2 separate regions of the Mus musculus genome follow, and region 1 is linked to region 2. A link is a loop called in an ENCODE intact Hi-C map of the cell type or tissue named here. Cell type or tissue: heart. All regions are shown on one strand. Links, peaks and the distances in the headings refer to the core of each region. The heading gives the core; the rest is flanking DNA. Region 1 has its middle 54 kb from the start of Bach2. Region 2 has its middle 91 kb from the start of Map3k7.

Region 1 (9,396 bases), core at 423-8,422, 310 kb after region 2:
TTCCATGGCAACCCCCTTTCTCAAACTTTGAATATTAGCCACGTATATATTTCAGAAACTAGAGACAAGCTTATGTTTAATTTAGAGAATCTTTAAGTTTTGAGGAAGCAGTAGCTGACCAGCAGATGCTAAGAACCAACGTACTTTGAAAAACAATGGTGATTTCTTCTGTGCCTGTCACCAAAGACCAGCGTTACATTCAGCTCACCTTTTATTGTCTTTGGTTTTTCTGCTGCTTAGGATAGAAGACACAAATCTGTACACACTTCTACAAAGCTATAAATGATGGGTGTGTTGTCCGTGCCTGTCCCTGTAGTGATGCCTGAGTGTCAGATCCGCGCAGTGCAACACTGCTGGCTCACCCAGTTACATTTACTCTCATTTTTCACTTCCTTTTTTTTTTCTCCAAATGACTATGAGATCCATGGCTCTCCTTTAGCCACACACTGCAGTAGAGAGAGGGGTTGTGCTCCTATTTTGAAGGGAGGACTGCCTCTGCACTCAGGGCTCTGGCTTTTTAACAGTTGGGATCTGGGAAGAGACATGGACTTCCTTCCTGAGTGATAAAGACAATGGCCACTTCCTAATTCTCTGGGGTAACTCAAGCTAAATCTGTGTGGTCTATGAAGTCTGTGTACGTCATGGGTCTTGCCTTGCTACGGTTGGCTGTTTTATCCTGCCATGCCTTTTTTCCTTTTTGTTAATATCCTTAAAGACGTTTGAATCCTGATTCTTTCTGAAACCCAGATGCGATGATCTTAGGAGCCGATCAGCTGTGTGCAGCCCTGTCTGCTCTTCGGAGTGTGTTAGCTGCCCCCGAGGCTTGTTTTGTTGACTGTGTTGCAGACCTGATTTGCCATGGTCCATGCCTGCACTCTGCCTGACTGCGTTCTTGATTTCCCAGGAGGGCAAAAGCTCTGCCTTTCCTCTGAGTAATTAGTTATCTCATTTCAAAAGGGAAGTTTCTAAGATGACTTTGTCACATGCACATGTCTGCTTTGGAGGATGAAAACCTGCTTAGTTACTTGTTTATCCCTGTGTTATATGCATGGTTAGTCACGATGGAAGGTTTTAAGTATTTGAAGGGCGGAACATGGCTAATTTGACCACTTATACTCAGCCGCCGAGAGATTGTGGGTTAGCTTATTAGTGATAAAAAGCTAGAGTAAGACATGATCGTGTTTGGCTCCATGAGAAGGTAGTGGTGTTCTCTGTTTTTGATGCACATTTTCATGTGTTTCCAGGGCCTCCGTGGCACTTTCCTTTGAAGAATTCTTAGCCAATCCTCTTGCTAAGTGAGCAGGGTCCTCCATCCACAGAGATCAGAGACTGAGTTCTATAGTCTTGCTATTGTTTGAGCCCCAGAATAGAGAAGGACAGATGCCAGACTCAGTTCTGAGCCAGGGGTGGGGGCTGGTATCACACATACACACACACACACACACACACACACACACACTGGGCACCACCCTTCACGTCTTGTTGCTCTGTTACCCAGGCCCATGCATGATCCCACTCAGCCTGGTCAGAGCCACACCTCCTCCACATTCTTTTTCTCCCTTAGCCTCTTAAATGACTTCCTTTTGCTGCTAGCTCTTAAAGCTGCGAGGGTCCCTTCTTCCCACCTTATCCCTAAGCCTTCTTCTCTGTGGGATAAATTCGATGCTGTCACCATGCAAGTATACTTTCAAAGGAAATGTAATAGCCTTTTAAGTATCTATAATGTACATTTGCACAAAGGTGCTTTATAACATGTCTATGTCTAAAACTTTAAGTGGACCAAGAGTCTAGCATTTTAAAATTGATAGAAATACATATTCTAGGGCTGATAGTAAGGTCCGGGAAGACTGCAGGCTCAAAACCTGTCAGGTCTACAGAGTGAGTTCAAGGCCAGTCTGATCATCTTGTCAGACTCTGTCTCAAAAGATGAAAAGAAGGCTGGAGAGGTAGCTCAGGGGTAGATCACTTAGCCAGCATGCATGAGGCCTTAGGTTCGGTCCCTAGTACTGAATTAAAAAGGGAGAGAGGGAAAATATTACCATCTAAGCAATATGATGGTACACTAGAACAACTAAAGAAAGGGGGTAGGGGACTCATGGGAAGGTGCTTTACAATTTTTATTTCTTGGAATTGGGGGAAAAATGACCCAAGTAGAGCAGTGTCCACAACAGAGAGAAGCGGCATCAGAGATGCGACTGTGTCAGAGAGAGGACCATGTCATTGCTCAGCAGGGCCAGCCTGAGGCATGGAGCCACTGCTGCAGCTGAAGCAAGCACAATGGTCATGCCCAGGGTACCTGCAGGGAAGCCAGCACCAATGGAAGGGTGGTGTGAAGTAGCCTGGAGCTCTCACCAGCCCTGCCCCTGGACACTCTGCCTAGCCACACCATCTCCCTGACTCTGGGCAGGAACAGGATATCCCCGAGATGAGTCTCTGAGATATTCCAGTATTCGTGGCACTATAGAAACCTTGAACCAGATCGGTGACTGGTTGCAGTAAGTATTTGCCTGTAACGATGTTTGGGCAAATAGTATATTGTGTGGCACACAGCAGATTGCAATGCCAGATTAATAAATGAATTGTGGTAGAGAGGTGGGAACAGTGGCAGGAGAGGCACTTGAGGCAGAGAGAAGCAGAACTGAAGATGTAGTGGGGGACCACAGTGGCGGACAAAGGAGCACAACATTGCCAAGTAGGGCTGGTCCTCCGGCCACTGAGAAGCCACCATCGGCTCTCACCACCCTGCCACCACCAGCGAGGCCAGTGCTGCCCACAGCCCGCAGAGATGTCCAATATGAAGGATGGTTCATTTTTAGGACTAAGCCTCCTTGAAAGACTTCCATGGTCCATGCTGGCACTGGAGGCTGTGTTGGTGTCCATGGTCCATGCTGGCACTGGAGGCTGTGTTGGTGTCCATGGTCCATGCTGCCACCAGAAGCCATGATGATGTCAGTGGTCCATGCAGCCGCCAGTGACGATGCTGATGTTCGTGGACCATGTTGCATGTAGCTCTGCTACCCTGCCTAAGCTCCGGGAAAGGAACAGGCAGCGATACCAGGCCCCACCCAGCTTCCCTTGAATCCACAGATAAAAGACACAGACACACACGTTGTTCATTTTCAACTTGCCTTCTTGGCACCATTGCTGGGCATTATTAAACTCCCGAGGCCAGTGTACCCTTATCCATACTCTTAGTTCCATACCTCCCTTCTGCCCTAAACTTTAGTTGCTCTGTTGCATCTAGTCTCTGCTAACTCCCCTGATCACCTGCCTGTAGGAGTGAGCTGCGTGGCCACTCCGTTTCGAGATCTCACACAGCTGGTCACTTTTTCTCCATCAGAAGCGTGGCAAACTCTCCTCTCATTTCCTTGTGTCTGTCTGTCTCTTGTCTCCAGGGCCCCAGAAGTCCCGCCTATCCCTTCCACCCAGCAATTGGCCCATGGCTTCTTTACTGACAGATCATGAACCAATTGGAGAGCAGGATTTTAACATCAGGACCACCCCTACAGGACCAAACTGCCTATGTCTATATCCACGATCTGTGTTGCGTCTTTTGCAGTGGTATCAATGACTGCAGACTTATTATTAAGAAGGGCAGACCCTGAAGGCTTCCGTGACAAGCTCCCTGACCCCCCTCCCAACAATAAAAACAACAAAAGCAATCCAGACAGGAGCTATTGAAATGAGTCCTTAAAAATGTGATAAAGATGCTATAGCTCTTCACAGTTGATGGCTTCTGATAGGAATGGAGGTGGAAATGGACTCAATTTTATTTAAGGGACTGGCCACTGGGAGTTTGACCATGCTCCAATGTGGTAAATACAACTTGAACTTGGTGGGATTTTGCTATTGTTGTCATTGCTTTCATCTGGGGTTGGGGCAGGGCAAGGGTGTGAGGGTGGACCTGGGAGGAATGTGAAGCCAGTATGATCAGGTTGCATTGTATGATATTTTTAAATAATTAATGAAAATATTATGTTGGGAAAAAAGGGAAAGGTGGAAAGATAAAGTTAACTGTTAATTACTTCCAGCAGGATTCGCCCAGTTCTGGATAAAAAGAAGTGAGGGGGGAGCAAGAGAGAGAGGAAAGAAGAGGTGGTGAGGTGTTGCTAATTTGATTTGACTCCTGATTAGTTCCTTAGCTTCATCTTGCTCCAAGTTCAACTCTTGTCTCTACTCCATTAGAGTAGCTATTGAATGGGCCCACCAGCTTGTCCAGTATGTATTCCCTTCCTGCCCTCGCCCCTTTCTCAGAAACTACAGGATCCCTTCAGAAGGCCTCCCCTCCCCTCATGTGATGGTTTGTCTATGCTTAGCCCAGGGAGTGGTACTATTAGAAGGTGTGGCCCTGTTGGAGTAGGTGTGTCACTGTGTGTGGGCTTTAAGACCCTCATCCTAGCTGCCTGGAAGCCAGTATTCTGCTAGCTGCCTTCAGATGAAGACATAGAACTCTCAGCTCCTCCTGCACCATGCCTGCCTGGATGCTGCCATGTTCCTGCCTTGATGATAATGGACTGAACCTCTGAGCCTGTAAGCCAGCCCCAGTTAAATGTTGTCCTTATAAGAGTTTTCTCGGCCATGGTGTCTGTTCACAGCAGTAAAACCCTAAGACACCTCATCTAGCTTAAGTCCCCTGTTTGCTTTTGTGACCTCACCTCTGCAGTCCGGTGCTTGTTACAGTGGCGTTTCAATTATTCAGATCAGTCTTTACCATCCATCCCACAGTTAATCTCTGTGTTCTGTAGACCAGCAGATCCTTGTCTGTTTTTCCAGTGACCAGTACAGGAGCCGCCGTGTAGGAACTGCTCAATGCATAGCTGTCAAGTGGTCTTCTCCAGATACGGCTGGGGCCACAGGATGGCCGGCGATCCTTTCTTACTATGGTAATGCTTTCTAGGTAGAGGCATGTCCTCCAAGTGTCTCTGCCCTAGGGTACCTCACTCTGGCCATTGATCCCTGCAGGTGAATTTGCAGAGAACCAGATGTAAAACCAGGCTTTGCCAGTGCTGTCGAGCTGCTGAATAAGCCAGTCATGGGGCTGTTCTGCCCCCTGGCACTTCCACTCAGGGAAATAAAGCCTCCGTCTTGGTCACGTTAGGTTTACAGTTTTCTCTCATGAGATCAGTCTCTGACACAGAATGTCACAAGTGACTGACAAATGAGTGAGTAACTTTATCTCCCTTGGCCGGTTTACAGATTCCTCGTGTCCCTGTGTAATTGAGTTTTCGCTTCCTTCCTGTGAAGTCGGGCCTTGGTGACGATAATACTCAGCACTGAACCCAGATTGCTTTTGAGAGTTGCTGCCTTCACTCGATGCCCTGTAACCTGAACTTGAACTCCGACCCCCCACCTCTCACCCTTTGGCTCTGCACTTAGTTCGTAACTTCTTGGGGGCAAGTTCCTCTGTTAGGAGTTTGAGAGTCAGATGAAGTCATGCCGGCAGTTTCCTGTTTGCGAGCCTCTGAGCTGGTGACAAGCGCAGGCAGCTCTGACAGGTCTGTAGGTGTTGCCAGATGTGGCTCTGATTCACCCCCTCTGCTCGATAATTCCCCAGAGCTCTTCATCTCCCCAGCCGCCATCCCTGCTCTCCTCCTCGGGATGAGAAGATGTTGTGCCACCTTTCCGTGTGAGGAGATGAGCTGCTCACAGCCCGCCCCTTCATGCCCCACCTGCTTTTCTAGGGTTCAGGTGGGATGTTTATTGGTGCCTTTCTCTCCTCCCCCCATTAGTGTGGAACAGCCACAGTACAGGAGACTTTATTTGTTTCTGAACATTTTCTGTGTGAAGGACTTCGGTGCTCTACTGGCTCCAGTAGGCCCACCCACCACACACAAACACACCTCAGTGTAACACAACATAACCTGTGAAATGCAGGACTTTTCATAAATGCTACTTGAAACACAAAGACACTACTCTTCTCTCTCTGCTTAGCTGATTTCCCAGCCCTTGGGTAATAACAGGGAGAGACAGCCACCTGCTTTTGTAAAATGGTCCCTTGGTGATAAACCGCGGAGGCAAGCAGGTAGGTAACCCATCTGTGAGAGTTTGCCAGTGCCACGGGGAACACACACTGAATTTGTAATGTAAAAACTAGTGTTCTTAAACCAAAATAGGAATAGTGCTTTTGGCTCACCACCATCTTACACCATTAACAGGTTCTCTCTGAGATCAGGATTCAATCCTTGATACCTTAAAAGGTTAGAAGGACATAGCACAGATGCAGCAAAAGTGATTTGTACACTCAGGAAGTGCCAGACAAGAGTGTTAGTGTTCAAAGACACCAAACAACTACCCTTTCATGCTACCCAGAGCCCTCCTTGGTCCCCCGCACCTCCCAAAATACAGAGAATGGTTATTTGCTTGGCCCTACATGTACCTGAATGTATTCCTCTGTACCTTAATACTTTTAATAGAACTGTTTCCTTCCCTGACTTCTAAATTGTCAAGAAAAAAAAATACTGTGGTCCTTTCTATTCAGGGAACTGCGTTATAGTCTGGGTAAAGGACTTTACACAGCACTAAAATCTCATCCACCTCTTGCACTTATTTTGTTAGCCAGCACTTGTGCACAATATTGTATAAGAAGCACATGAATCTATAGATCAAATATGTCTGAGAATGAACAGACAAAAGTTCTAACTCATGAAGCTTATACGCAGCCAGGGAGGAAAAAAGATAAGCAAGAAGCAAACGGATGGTGCTGTGTTAGAACCTGACCATGGCTCCGAAGAAAACGGAGGAAATCCAGTGTGTGAGCAGAGGGCGGGGATGAGCAGAGGGTGGGGACGAGCAGAGGGTGGGGACGAGCAGAGGGTCGGTTTGCACAGAGGGAGCCAGTGCAGCCCTCTTGGGTTTCCTGGCTCATCGCTGTCAGTTTTACAGAATGCCATGGCAGCTTCTGTATTACAGCTATGACTCTGATGAAATGAGGGAAGTTCTGCCAGAGACTGACCCCCAGTGACTGGGGGCTTGCAGAGCAATGCAAAGATTACCTAGACTTTGTCTCAGGTTATCTGTCGGTTCAGTTTCCTTTTCTGAAAGTCATGTTTATCGAATAACAGATGAGCATGTCTCTGACACCTCCTGACAAATGTTCACAGTTAAACACAACCAGCTTCCTTTCTTAAGAGACCAAGAGATTCATCCAGCATGTTTCTTTTTTAAAGTCCTAAGAAGGCTCCCTTCATTGGGGCGTCTGGCCCACATCAGGGATGGATTTTGTAGTCCTGCTGCTGGCCCAGCCACATGGGAGAGCCTCACGCTGCGGGTAATCTGCTCCTTTTAACATGTGCTGTGTCTTGGTGGTGGTGGTTTAGGCTGCTGTGTCTTAGGCATGGAGCTTATTATGTCCATATAAATTGCAGATCGCTGACAGTGTGCTTTGAGTAGCATTGTGTCTGTGAGACCAGCTTTCTTGTGCGGCTCCCCTTCCTTTGTGTTTGCCATGTGGTTGGGTGTGTGAGCGATCCTCTTCTGCACTGTGGAATTCTGTGGATTTGTGTCTTCTCCCTGGCAGCTTGTCCACCCTCTTCCTCTCTGCACTCTACATTGTTTTGTTTTGTTTTGTTTTTTCCTGGATATTCTGTAGTGTGACTTCTCCACCCAGCTGAGTCTGAAGCCTGGACTGCAGGCCTCTTTCCATTGTTAAGACCCTGCCTAGACCCTGTGTTATGCATTACTGATGGATAAAGTGCCATTCAGAAGATAGAGCAAGAAGAAGGTCATCAGAAGGAACACGTGATTGTGGACAGACGCCCCTCTAGAATTGGCCTGTTGTCCTCACCACTCAATAGCTACGGAAGGTGGAGGAGAGATTACAGTGTCAGGAAGAGCATCCCCAGGAAGAATAGGTGTCTACCCCGGCTCACTGCAAGCTCTTCAGATCTGAGCCTGCCCCTCATTATTCTAAATTGCACAATATACTTCTGTCACATTCTGGCATAAGATCATGTTAGTCAGCTGCTACAACAAATACATGGGATGACCAGCTTATGAAGAGAAGACATTGGCTCTGACTCACCAGCTTACACAGCTTAGTCTCTTGTCAGTGTGGACCTGATGGTGTGTGTAAATGGCAGGGGGAAAACACTGCTCACCACTGGCTACAGGCAAAGAGAAGGGGGAGGCCAGGGCCCCACCAGTACCCTTCAGAGGAGCATCCCAGGAACCTAAAACCTTCCCATCACATTCCACCTACTACAGGTCTGCTGCTGTCCCAGTAATGGCTCCCTGGGAGGTAAAGGTTATCACCAGAACTCTGAGAAACACTTGGGATCCACACTGTAGCAGTGACTGAAAATGCGGCCTGCACGCTTTAGGCTTCCTTTTCTATCTCGTTTGGCATGAGTGACCCCTTCCACGTGGATTTTTTTCCTTTCTAATTCTCTCCATGAATTAGTTCTGTTCATTTTACTATTAACCTTGCTGCATATTTTGCAGGCCTCATCCGCCTATTGAGGATCACCCTACCAGTGGAGTCTATGACTCCACTCTGCCAAAGCCAAGCTGTTTCCACCCTTGAAATCTATCTAGGGAGTAGGAAAAAACACAGTGTGTTTCTGAATGCTACTCTTAAAGGAAATAAAGAATGATATATTCCTAGTAGGCTGTACAGGCTCTAGGGACCATAACTGAATTAGCTCTGAATCCATACATCCAAGAGGAAGTGTATGGAGGTTTTCTCGGACACACGTCTTCACTCAAATGAAGCCACTTAACTTCTAGCATAAATTGCAGTCTACACTATGATTTTTCTTAAAAGTTGTCGAGTGGAACTTGGGCAACAATGCATTGTTTCCTCTGGGTTTTGCATAGCTCAGGACAGTGGCATCTGCCCAGTGCCTGGGAATTCTTGACAACCATGGTGTGCTGACCAAGACCCGTCTGTAATGTCAGCCTGGTTAGTATGGAGTCCACACAGGAAAGGTATGGATTTTAGTCCTGAAGTTATCATAGCTACTACCATTGGGATGTAAAGAACATTACTTGCTGTAGAGTGTAACTTAGTTATGACAGCAAATGGGGTACGGTATTGGGATAACTTGAAACTGAGAGAATCAGGCATGGCGCCTCTTGTTGATAGAGAGTAAAATGTAGCCAATACAGTCTGATGTATTCCGAAGAACAGGTACTTAGAAGTAGGACTATTCGTGTTGGGAAGAAAAAGCTCGTGAGTGTAAAATCTTTTTGATTGCTTTGCCCAAAGTCATAATAAGTGAAACACTGGCTAAATGTGTGTGAGTCATGCCTGTAACTGTGATTGACGCCTGTATTTATATGAAATGCCCATAATCTGAAAACTAAATTATTTAGACATAATCTTGGTAAATATGAATATACTCTTAGTAAATAGAATATGAAAGCTATTTCTCCTTTGTCTTTCTTGGTGGTATTTTC
Region 2 (9,396 bases), core at 387-8,386:
GGAACTGTCCTAGTTAGGTTTCTGTTGCTGTGATGAACACCATGACCAAAAGCAACTGGAGAAAGAAGCATTTTATTTCATTTTGCAGGTCACAATCATCCATTGAGGCAAAGACCGGACAGGATTAAGGCAGGAACCAAAGAAGAGGCCACGCAGGAACAGGGCTTATTGGCTTCCTCCCTATGGCTTGCTCAGCCTGCTTTGGATCACCTGCCAAGGGACAGCACCCTCCACGATGGCCTGGGTTCTATCTCCCACATCGATTATCAATCAAGAAAATACCCCTTGCCTACAAGCCAATAGACTGCCTCTTTCCAGATGACTGTAGCATGTGTCAAACTGACAAAAACAAACAAACCAACCCTAACCAACACAGAAACTAAGGCAAGGTTTTGACTTCTCCAGAGGGGTGCCAAGCCTTCCAGCAAAAGAGCATAAAGAGACAGACACCCTACTGGAGGTTTTCTAGTAGACGCGGTGGTTCATTTCTTGGTACCCAGAAACTTGTGTGATTGCTGCTCTGTCCATTTCCCCTGAGGAGAGTTTCAGCTCTGTCTGGTCCGCACTCTGGGAACACGGATATGAGTGTGATGCACGCAACTCTCCCGGGCTCCCCCGGACCTGTATGCTGGAGTGGTGAGCCCTGTTCTCTGTAACTCCTTCTCCTGGTTCCCTGGGCTCCAGCTAATAATGTGCGACACTGTGCTAGCACGCCACCGAGAAGCCTCGGCCTGGGTCTTTGAAGTGGTATGTCTTCCAGTGTGGTGTGGGGTGAGGGAGGAGAGGTGGGCGGGCAGAGAAGAGGGGGAACAAACTTCACCTTCGGAAGGCTGGGCTTCATGTGTAGTTCTGTTTCAGATACTAGGTGAGGTCCCACGCTCTTTCTTGCTTTTGAAATTCTGCAGTGCGTGAGCTCCTGTCCCACCTGAGTCCCTGCTCGGACTTTCCTCAGGGATCGACTGTGACCTGAAAGTGGAAGATGAATCTTTCCTTCCCAAGTTACTTTTGGTCACATAGCATTGATCACAGCTACGGAAGGCACACGAATTCCTCTACAAACTGTGATGATTCTCCTGTACGGCCATGTGAAAGACCCCAGAATCCAGGAGACTAAATTCGTTATAAACCCTTGCTTTGTGTGTGCTCTGTGTTTGTGTGCAGGTGTATGCACACCTGTGTGTGCAAGTGTGCACGTGCCTTTTAAGACCAGAGGTCCTACTTAGTCGGCACACTAAGGAACATGGCAGCGGCTGCAGCCAGGGTCTGGTGGTGTGGTTTTTTGGGGGCTGTTTCCGTAGCCGGGGGGGGGGGGCTGGGCGACCCTCAGTGTTGTTGCAGTGCGTAAGAAGGGAGAATGTGGTGGCTGAGAAGCGCCCCACTGTCAGACCCCAGAGTGATATGACCCACAAGCAACTCTCAGCATTTGGAGAGCATGTGGCTGAAATCTTACCCAATTAAGTCCAACAAGTTTAGGTGACCTGCCTTGATGAGTTAGAAATCTGTATCCATCCCGATGGAGTCATCCCAACACTGACGTTTCTCAGGGATCGCACCAATGCACAATTCAGATCCTTGGCTGACTTGACACAGTGGATGTCCCAACTCGGCAGAACCGTTTTGATATTGTCTACAACCTGCTGTCTCTGTGGTTCAACTCTAGGATTTGGGTGAAGACCTATGTAGATGAGCTGACGTCCACTAACTCTATAGTTGGTACTCACCAGCAAAGCAGACGCCACAACAGGCTCCTCCTGCACACGTTTATTGGAAGAGCTTGATTGCACAGGCGAAAAGACCCCAGCCCAGAACTGGTGCTGCTTATAAAGGCCTAGGAGGGGCGTGTCTCACACCCGGATTGGTTATGCATTCTACCTCATTTGCATGTCTCACATCTGATTGGTTATACTCTCAGTACCTCACAGAACCTCATTATCATACCTCATTTACATGTCTCTCATCCGATTGGTTATACTCTCAGTACCTCATAGAACCTCATTATCATGCCCTGGCCAGGCAGTGACTTGGTAAAAACTTTACTGCATATGTACACATTGGTTGTTTACCCAACTTTATGCGTGGTGGCCAGTGGTAGCCAGCACCACCTTGTAATGGCATATGTGGCTTCCCACAAGGGAGGTCTGGGACATGATTGGAGTTTTCTTTTTTAACCACCCTGATTTAAGAAGGATCCTGACAGATGATGGCTTCGAGGGTCATCCTTTCCGGAAAGACTTTCCCCTCACTGGCTATGTTGAGCTACGTTATGACGATGAGTGAAACGGGTAGTGACTGAACCAATGGAGCTGGCACAAGAATTCCACAAGTTTGACCTGCTTTCGGAGGTTTTCCTTGCCTATCGTCAGCCTCCTGAGAGTCTCAAGCTCGAAGCTGGAGACAAGAAGCCTGAAGCCAAGTAACTTCAAAAGCATAGAGATCCTAGAGGAAAAGGCTACACCTAGGGTTGTCTGTAAATAAACTCCAATGGACAGTCAGAAAAAAAAAAAAAAAAAAGATCAGAGGTCCACCTCAGGCATCTTTCCTCAGAGATGGTCGCCTGCATCTTTATTTGTGTGAGGGTGTGTGTTGTGAGTAGATTCGCTCTCCTCTATGTGTGGAGCTCAATGGCCAAAGTCAGGTGTCCTCCTCCAGCACTGTGCTCCACACTTTATTTATTTATTTATTTATTTATTTATTTAGAGATAAAGTCGCAAATGAACTTGGACCTTGTCATTTCAGCTAGACAGGCCAGGCAGCTCTGAAGTCTAGCTTTTATGTAGATTTTGAGGATCTGAGCTCAGGCAGGTCTTCATGTTTTTGCAACAAACTCTATCCACTGAGCCATCTCCCCAGCTCCACCTTGCATTTTGAGACTTGGTGGTCTCTCAATGAGACCTGGAACTCAGCAGCTCCGGCTCCCAGCCAGCAAGCCTTAAGGATCCTCACAGCTCGGCCTCCGTAGCGCCGTGACGACAATGAGATAGTGCTACATTTGACTCTGTAAAAATAATCTAACAGTTGTGCTCATGTGCGCGTGCGTGCGTGCGTGCGTGTGTGTGTGTGCGTGTGTGTGTGTGTGTGTGTGTGAGAGAGAGGGAGAGAGAGAGAGAGAGACCATGTCAGAGGACAACTTTATGAGTTTGTTCTCTCCCTCCAGGGATCAAGCTCAGGTGTCAGGCTTACCCAGTGAGCCATTCAGCTGTCTCAGGCTTGAATTTTCTTCTTCTTTTTTTTAAGTCAGTAAATATAAGAAAGTTTTAAATTGCCCTAAAAGGCAATTTAACACATGGGGGAGATTTTTGAACCTATCACTTTGGTACAGGGCCCAGATTCTGTGACACTGGAGCCTAACTCTCATTGTGAGTGTGACCACTGAGGAGAAGGCTGCCCATGGAAAGCGCTATTTGATAGTCTTAGGGCCAGTGATTCAAGAGAACGAGCCCGCATCTAAAATCCAGAGAGCCTCCGCAGATAAGGAATATTTCCCTGAAATCAAGTGAAGGATTTTTTTCTTTAATTCATTTTTTTTACAGTCCATGTTTTATTCACCCTTCATCCCCCCTCCGACTGTTTCATATCCCACACCTCCTCCCCACTCCCATGTCTCCACATGAATGTCCCCATCCCCCACCCCACCTGACGTCTAAACTACAGTCTCTTGATGGTTAGGTGCATCATCTCTGAATGAACACAGACCCGGAAGTCCTCTGCTGTATGTGTGTTGAGGGCCTCATATTAGTAGGTGTATGCTGCCTGGCTGGTGGTTCAGTATCTGAGAGATCTCAGGGGTCCAGATTAATTGAGACTGCTAGTCTTCTTACAGGATCACCATTCTCCTACGCTTCTTTCAGCCTTCCCTAATTCAACAACAGGGGTCAGCAGCAACCCATTGGTTGGGTGCAAATATCTGCATCTGACTCTTTCAGCTGCTTGCTGGGTCTTTCAGAGGGCAGTCATGATAGGTCCCTTTTTATGAGCGCTCCACAGCCTCAGTAATAGTGTCAGGCCTTGGGATCTCCCCTTGAGCTGGATCCCACTTTGGGCCTGTCACTGGACCTTCTTTTCCTCAGGCTCCTCTCCATTTCCATCCCTGTAATTCTTTCAGACAGGAACAATTATGGGTCAGAGATGTGACTGTGGAATGGCAACCCCATCTTTCACTTGATGTCCTGTCTTCCTGCTGGAGGGGGGGCTCTATAAGTTTCCTCTCCCTACTGTCAGGCATTTCATCTAAGGTCCCTCCCTTTGAGTGCTGGGAGTCTCTCACTTCCCAGGTCTCTGGTATATTCTGGGGGGTCCCCCTAACCTCCTATTTCCTGAGGTTGCCTGTTTCCATTCTTTCTGCTAGCCCTCAGGACTCAAATGAGGGATTTTTAAACGTGATAGCAGGAGTTAAAAGGGAAGCAAGGGACATGCATTTACAAGTAAGTCAGAGACCAGAGGGCTGAGGACACAAAGATGTTACCTGGAGATAGTGAGTGGCCTCCTTCACGCTAGGCCAGCACGGAGCTACTGAGGCAACGCCGTTGCTTCTGCGGATTCCCGTGCTCCAAGAGAAACGGGGCTTTTTCCCTTCCCCAAAGACACTCTGCCAACTAGACCCCAACTGGACCGCCGGATGCGTAAACTGCCCCTGTTCTATGATTCTCATACAAATTTGTCAGTGATTTGCAGACACTATGAAGCAAAATTAGAGAATAATCATTAAAAGCTTCCGACAATATGCCTATCCATAAATTCTTCAAGAGGAAGATGAACCACCTTCACATAGCACGGCCCGGGACCTTACCGGCTCCAGCCATGCCTTCTCTAGCCACTAGATGGCAGTACAAGCACAGACTTTCAAAGGCCCTTTATTGACAGGGTAGCGACAGCCAGCGCTACTAATGAGGCTGGCTTTGTTTTTGTTTCTTTTTTGTCTTCCATAACTTCGGGTTTCTGGTGTCTGATTCGATGTTTTGGGCCACTTGGACTTTCCACTGCACTTCCAGCCCCTTCCAGAGGCTTCATCGTTTTGCTGGGGAGATAACACCGTGGAGCCTTCTGGGAAATTGACTATAGGGATTTGAGAAAAAAGCTTGACTTCCGGCACCCTGGATCAGTGGGTTCATTCTACGAGCTCCATCCAGGTCACCAGCATCCAAATCACTTCCCTGTCGGGACCAGATGTTCAAAGGAAAATCCCGATTCAGAAGTAGGGAATTTCCTAGAAGCGATTTTTAAAATGTATGTTTTTGTGTGTATGTACATCACATGTGTGTGCGTGACCATGGATAGCAAAAGAGGTTGCTAGCGTTTCTGGAACTGAAGATACAGGAGGTTTTGAGCAGCAAGGCACGAGTGCTGGGAACTAAATTAGAATCTCTCGGAAAAATGGGATTCCCCGGAAGAATAGCAAGCATTCTTCAGCAATGAGCCATTTCTCTCTCTCTCTAGGAGCAAAAATTTCCCCCAACTGGATCCTAAGAACCTTGTTCCAGAGGAGAACATCTCTGAGGGTAATTGAGCAAGCTACTCTGGGAACGTATGCCCCAAGCAGAGTTATAATTATTAGTATTATAAGTATTAGTACGTACTACATAAACAGTAAGTGCTGTGCCGAACTCTCTATGAAGATTACCTCATTCACTCAATAACAACTAGCGCTTGTTCCAAGCACTTGAATTTTAAACCGAGTCTGCCTGAGTGAAAACTGTTGTTGTCTCAATGCATACATATATAAAACACAGGACCCTGTGACAGAATCCTGTCCCTTGTGCCTACCGATCCTAAGTTCTAGTTCAGAATGCTTTGATGAAGTCCAAATGCAGGTATGCCTAGCCACGTCCACCAAACAGGAGTCTTCTATAAGTTCCAGTCCAGGGGACACTGGGTCAGATGGGGCCAGCCTGAAGACCAAGGAATTCAGTAATGGTTGGGCTCTGATCCCAAGTGAAGGTGTGTGTGTGCTCAGGGTGGGGTTGGGGTGGGGGTGGACGGGGTACTGTGCTCCAGATAAAGAGAAAGGGCTGGGAAAATCTGATCTCTGCACTCAGTTCTGACAACTCTGGTTCTCATCAGGGGAGTGGCCCTCCTCCTCAGTGCCTCTGGGTTGAGCCCTGCTTGCTTAGATCCTAGAATCCTTTGGAAGCTCAGATAGCATAAGCCTGCTGACGTTAGTCCCACTCGTGGAAATGTAGCCCAGAACTGCACATCTTCATCTGGGTTCGGTACCCACGTGCGTGCTCATGACTTGCTTCTACCAGTCTGTGTCAGAACAAGATGAGAGCACTGTGGGTAGGGGTTAGAGGAAACCCTTCCCTTTGAGAGTCCGTCTTTCCTGGTTAAATACTGATCTGGGGTACTTGCAAGCTTATTTTATTCCCTGGAAATGCATAACTTTGGCAAGAGTAGATTGATCTTCCTTCTCCCCTCCCCCTTCCCCCTTCCCCCTCCTCTCTCCCCTTCCCCCTTCCCACTTTCCCCTTCCCCCTTCCCTTCCCTTCCCAGCTCCCGATCTCTTGCCTCCACCCCCTTAATGCTGGGATTACAGCAATAACCTGGTTTACATGGTCCTAGGCATCAAACCAGGGCTGGAGCACACTAGGGAAGTACTGTACCAACTGTGATACATTTCCAGTCTCCTTTCTTGTCCTTTTTCTTTTTTCCATTCATTTCTTCACTTTTAGCTTTCTTTTTCCTTTTCTTATTTAAAACGTCACTCCCAATTTGTCTCTGAACAGGTAAGCAATTTTGAAAGTGGCTTCTAGACTGCCATCTAGTGGTCATCATAGCTCATGGTCACTGACTTTCTGAGACTACAGATTGTTGGAGTGTGTGTGATTGGGTGTGGCTGGGGGCGGTGTAAGTGTATGCATGCGTGTAGAAGGATGTGTGTATGTGTGCACATGTGAAGGTGTGTGGAGGTGGGGGTGCACATCTCAGTGTATGTGTGTATGTGCACGCATGTGCGTGCACATTTTAAGTGTGTGCTCAGCTGCCAACAGAGAAATGTATTATCATTAAAGGATTCAGGTTTGGGCACTGGAGAGATGGCTCAGCGGTTAAGAGCACTGACTGCTCTTCCAGAGGTCCTGAGTTCAATTTCCAACCATTACATGGTGGCTCACACCATCTGTAATGAGATCCGATGCCGTCTTCTGGTGTGTCTGAAGACAGCTACAGTGTACTCATATAAACAAACAAACAAACAAACAGCAACAAATAAACCTTTAAAAAAAGAATGAGATTTTGCCAGTGTGCTTAAGTTAGGATCCTGAGAACGGGAAACTCTGTGGGTTGTCTAAGGGCCTCAGTGATCCCAGAGGGAGGCAGGAGCATGGGCAGAAGCAAAATCAGGCCAAAGCTCAGGCATACGGGTGGGACGCTAGAGAAACAAGCAGGCCAAAGCTCGGGCATACGGGTGGGACGCTAGAGAAGCAAGCAACGTCCTCCCCAGAGCTCCTCGGAGGAGTGCACCCTCTCTTACAGACTGATGTCGTCCATGACACGTCCTGGACTTCTAACTTCTAGGGTTCTAAGAGAGTAGATTGTGTTGTGCCTAGAGCCATAGAGTCAGAACTCCTTAGAGCAGCAATAGGAAATGGACCAATCTGCACCGAGCTGCAGTTTACTGACTGATGGGCACATGACTACAGACACAGGGAGAGTCCGTATAGGAACAAGGAAGGGCGAGCCCAGCGCATCCACAGAATGTGGGGTTCCCTGGCTCCCCTGCCTGCTGGAGGCCACAATCCCCTGGCAGCAGTCCTGAAAAACAGGCAAAACCTGAGGGATCGATCAGAGAGCCTAGCCCCATGTAATCCTAAAAGTCTGCGAATCCACAACAACCAAAACCCCCCCAAAAAATCCATAAGCTCACCGCAGAACTAAATACAGGCTAAACTAAAGAGACTACTCACCTCCGAATTCGTGCCTTTCTGGAACCATTTCAAATAAGAATAAAAGAAAACGAGTCTGTGTGGGAGGTGGAACGCGGGCTAGCTGTGTGAGTATGTGGGCTATTTTAGTTGCTCTGCCCCCACCCACCTCCAACCTTCAGGATGTCTTAAAACACCGTGGTCACCTACACTGGGAATATTCTCTATTGTAGTCAGAAGCAGCTGACTAAGGGTTCAGGTTTGCTCTAGGACTCTGGGCTGCTGTGTGCCTGGTGGGCCTGGGAGTTTGTCAGCGTGCTTGCCCTGGCCCGATGGTGCATTTGTGTGAGCCTCTGGGCAGTCCTAAGAAGCATGTTAACACGAGAGACCACCCTTCTTGCTGTAGTGGGGAAGGAACACTGTAGGGGGTTTTGTTTTGTTTTGTTTTGTTTTGCCTCACTATGTATCCCTGGCCAGTCTGGAACCATTACATAGACCAGGATATCCCAAAGTGTCAGTGGTCTCCCTGCCTCTGCCCCTGGAGAGCTAGAGTTCCATGGATGCCATCACCCCCAGCTGTTCCTTCTCTGTCCATCCCTTTTCAGCTGTGCACTTAGAGAAGGAGGGAATTCGTTCTCTTGAAGGCTCTGGAGGCGCCTCTTTGGAATCCCTTGGTCTCTGAGCCTGGAATCCCTTGAAAAGACTCCTTTCAGGGTCCTCTGTAAGTGCAGAAGGCTCTGGACTCACCCGTTTGGATTGCTGAGCGATGCCATATTAGTGCTGTTATACTTATTGCTGACGCAAGTGTTCCCAACTGCTTTATAAAGGCAGGGGTTTGCTTCAGGGCGAGAGCCTCTCCACTGGCCACTGGCCACTGGCCCGACTCCTGTGTGTCCCCACAACACACGGACACCTCTTCTCCTTAGTCACTGTGTGTCCACCATGTGAATTCCTGCCAAGAGAAAGGTTATGAGGCGGGAGAGCGTGGTATCAGCCGCAGTCCCTCAGTAGAGTGTGTTTCCAAGGCTGGTCATTTGGACGGACTAAAGAACGGGTCCTGTGTCACTTGGCTTGTGGGGCTATAAGGAAACACTTTATAGATAGCTATAAACTAGAGGCTCATTATATCGTCATATTGAGGCTGAAATCCAAACTACATGGTACAGACTACATGCATAGCAAAAAATATCTCCTTCTCCTTCACTCCTGTCACCTCAAATCTCTCCTTCACTCCTGTCACCTCAAATCTCTCCTTCACCCCCTTCAGAGGACACATCTCAAACCTGAGGCTTAAGAACAGAGTGTTGGTCTGGCTCTGGTTTTTAAAACCAACACTCCCAACTTTGTGCCTAAATGTTGTTATTTTTGTGGTTCTTGGGATCAAATGCAAGGCCTAGATACATGCTAGGCACTGAGCAACACCATTGTCCTGGGTAACAAAACTCTAAAGAAGTTGAAACGGCTCCTTGGCGAACTGCTTGAACCCAATCTAAGGGTGTGGCTCAAGGATCTTAGGGTTTTTTCCTCTAGACCTCGGCAC

Evidence for each region. Peaks named below come from ENCODE experiments on the same cell type or tissue, not always from the same donor. Only the 100,000 strongest peaks of a DNase experiment are listed, where the experiment ranks them.
Region 1: a loop joins it to region 2, with 2.4 times the contacts of the local background. A loop is called at or near these places in 4 of 42 quality-filtered maps.

What each region holds. Positions count from the first base shown.
Region 1 is chr4:32,358,397-32,367,792 of GRCm38, forward strand. It overlaps a transcript of Bach2 not described here. Among named protein-coding and RNA genes, the nearest start is that of Bach2, 54 kb to the right of the region's middle. In heart, for the core only: no CTCF peak of the experiment used is centred there; DNase peaks (open chromatin) are centred at 565, 5,315 and 5,335; H3K4me3 peaks cover 1,080 bases; H3K27ac peaks cover 5,088 bases.
Region 2 is chr4:32,050,498-32,059,893 of GRCm38, forward strand. It overlaps the pseudogene Gm11927. Among named protein-coding and RNA genes, the nearest start is that of Map3k7, 91 kb to the left of the region's middle. In heart, for the core only: CTCF peaks have their summits at 4,812 (motif pointing right) and 6,758 (motif pointing left); a DNase peak (open chromatin) is centred at 4,814; H3K4me3 peaks cover 975 bases; H3K27ac peaks cover 497 bases.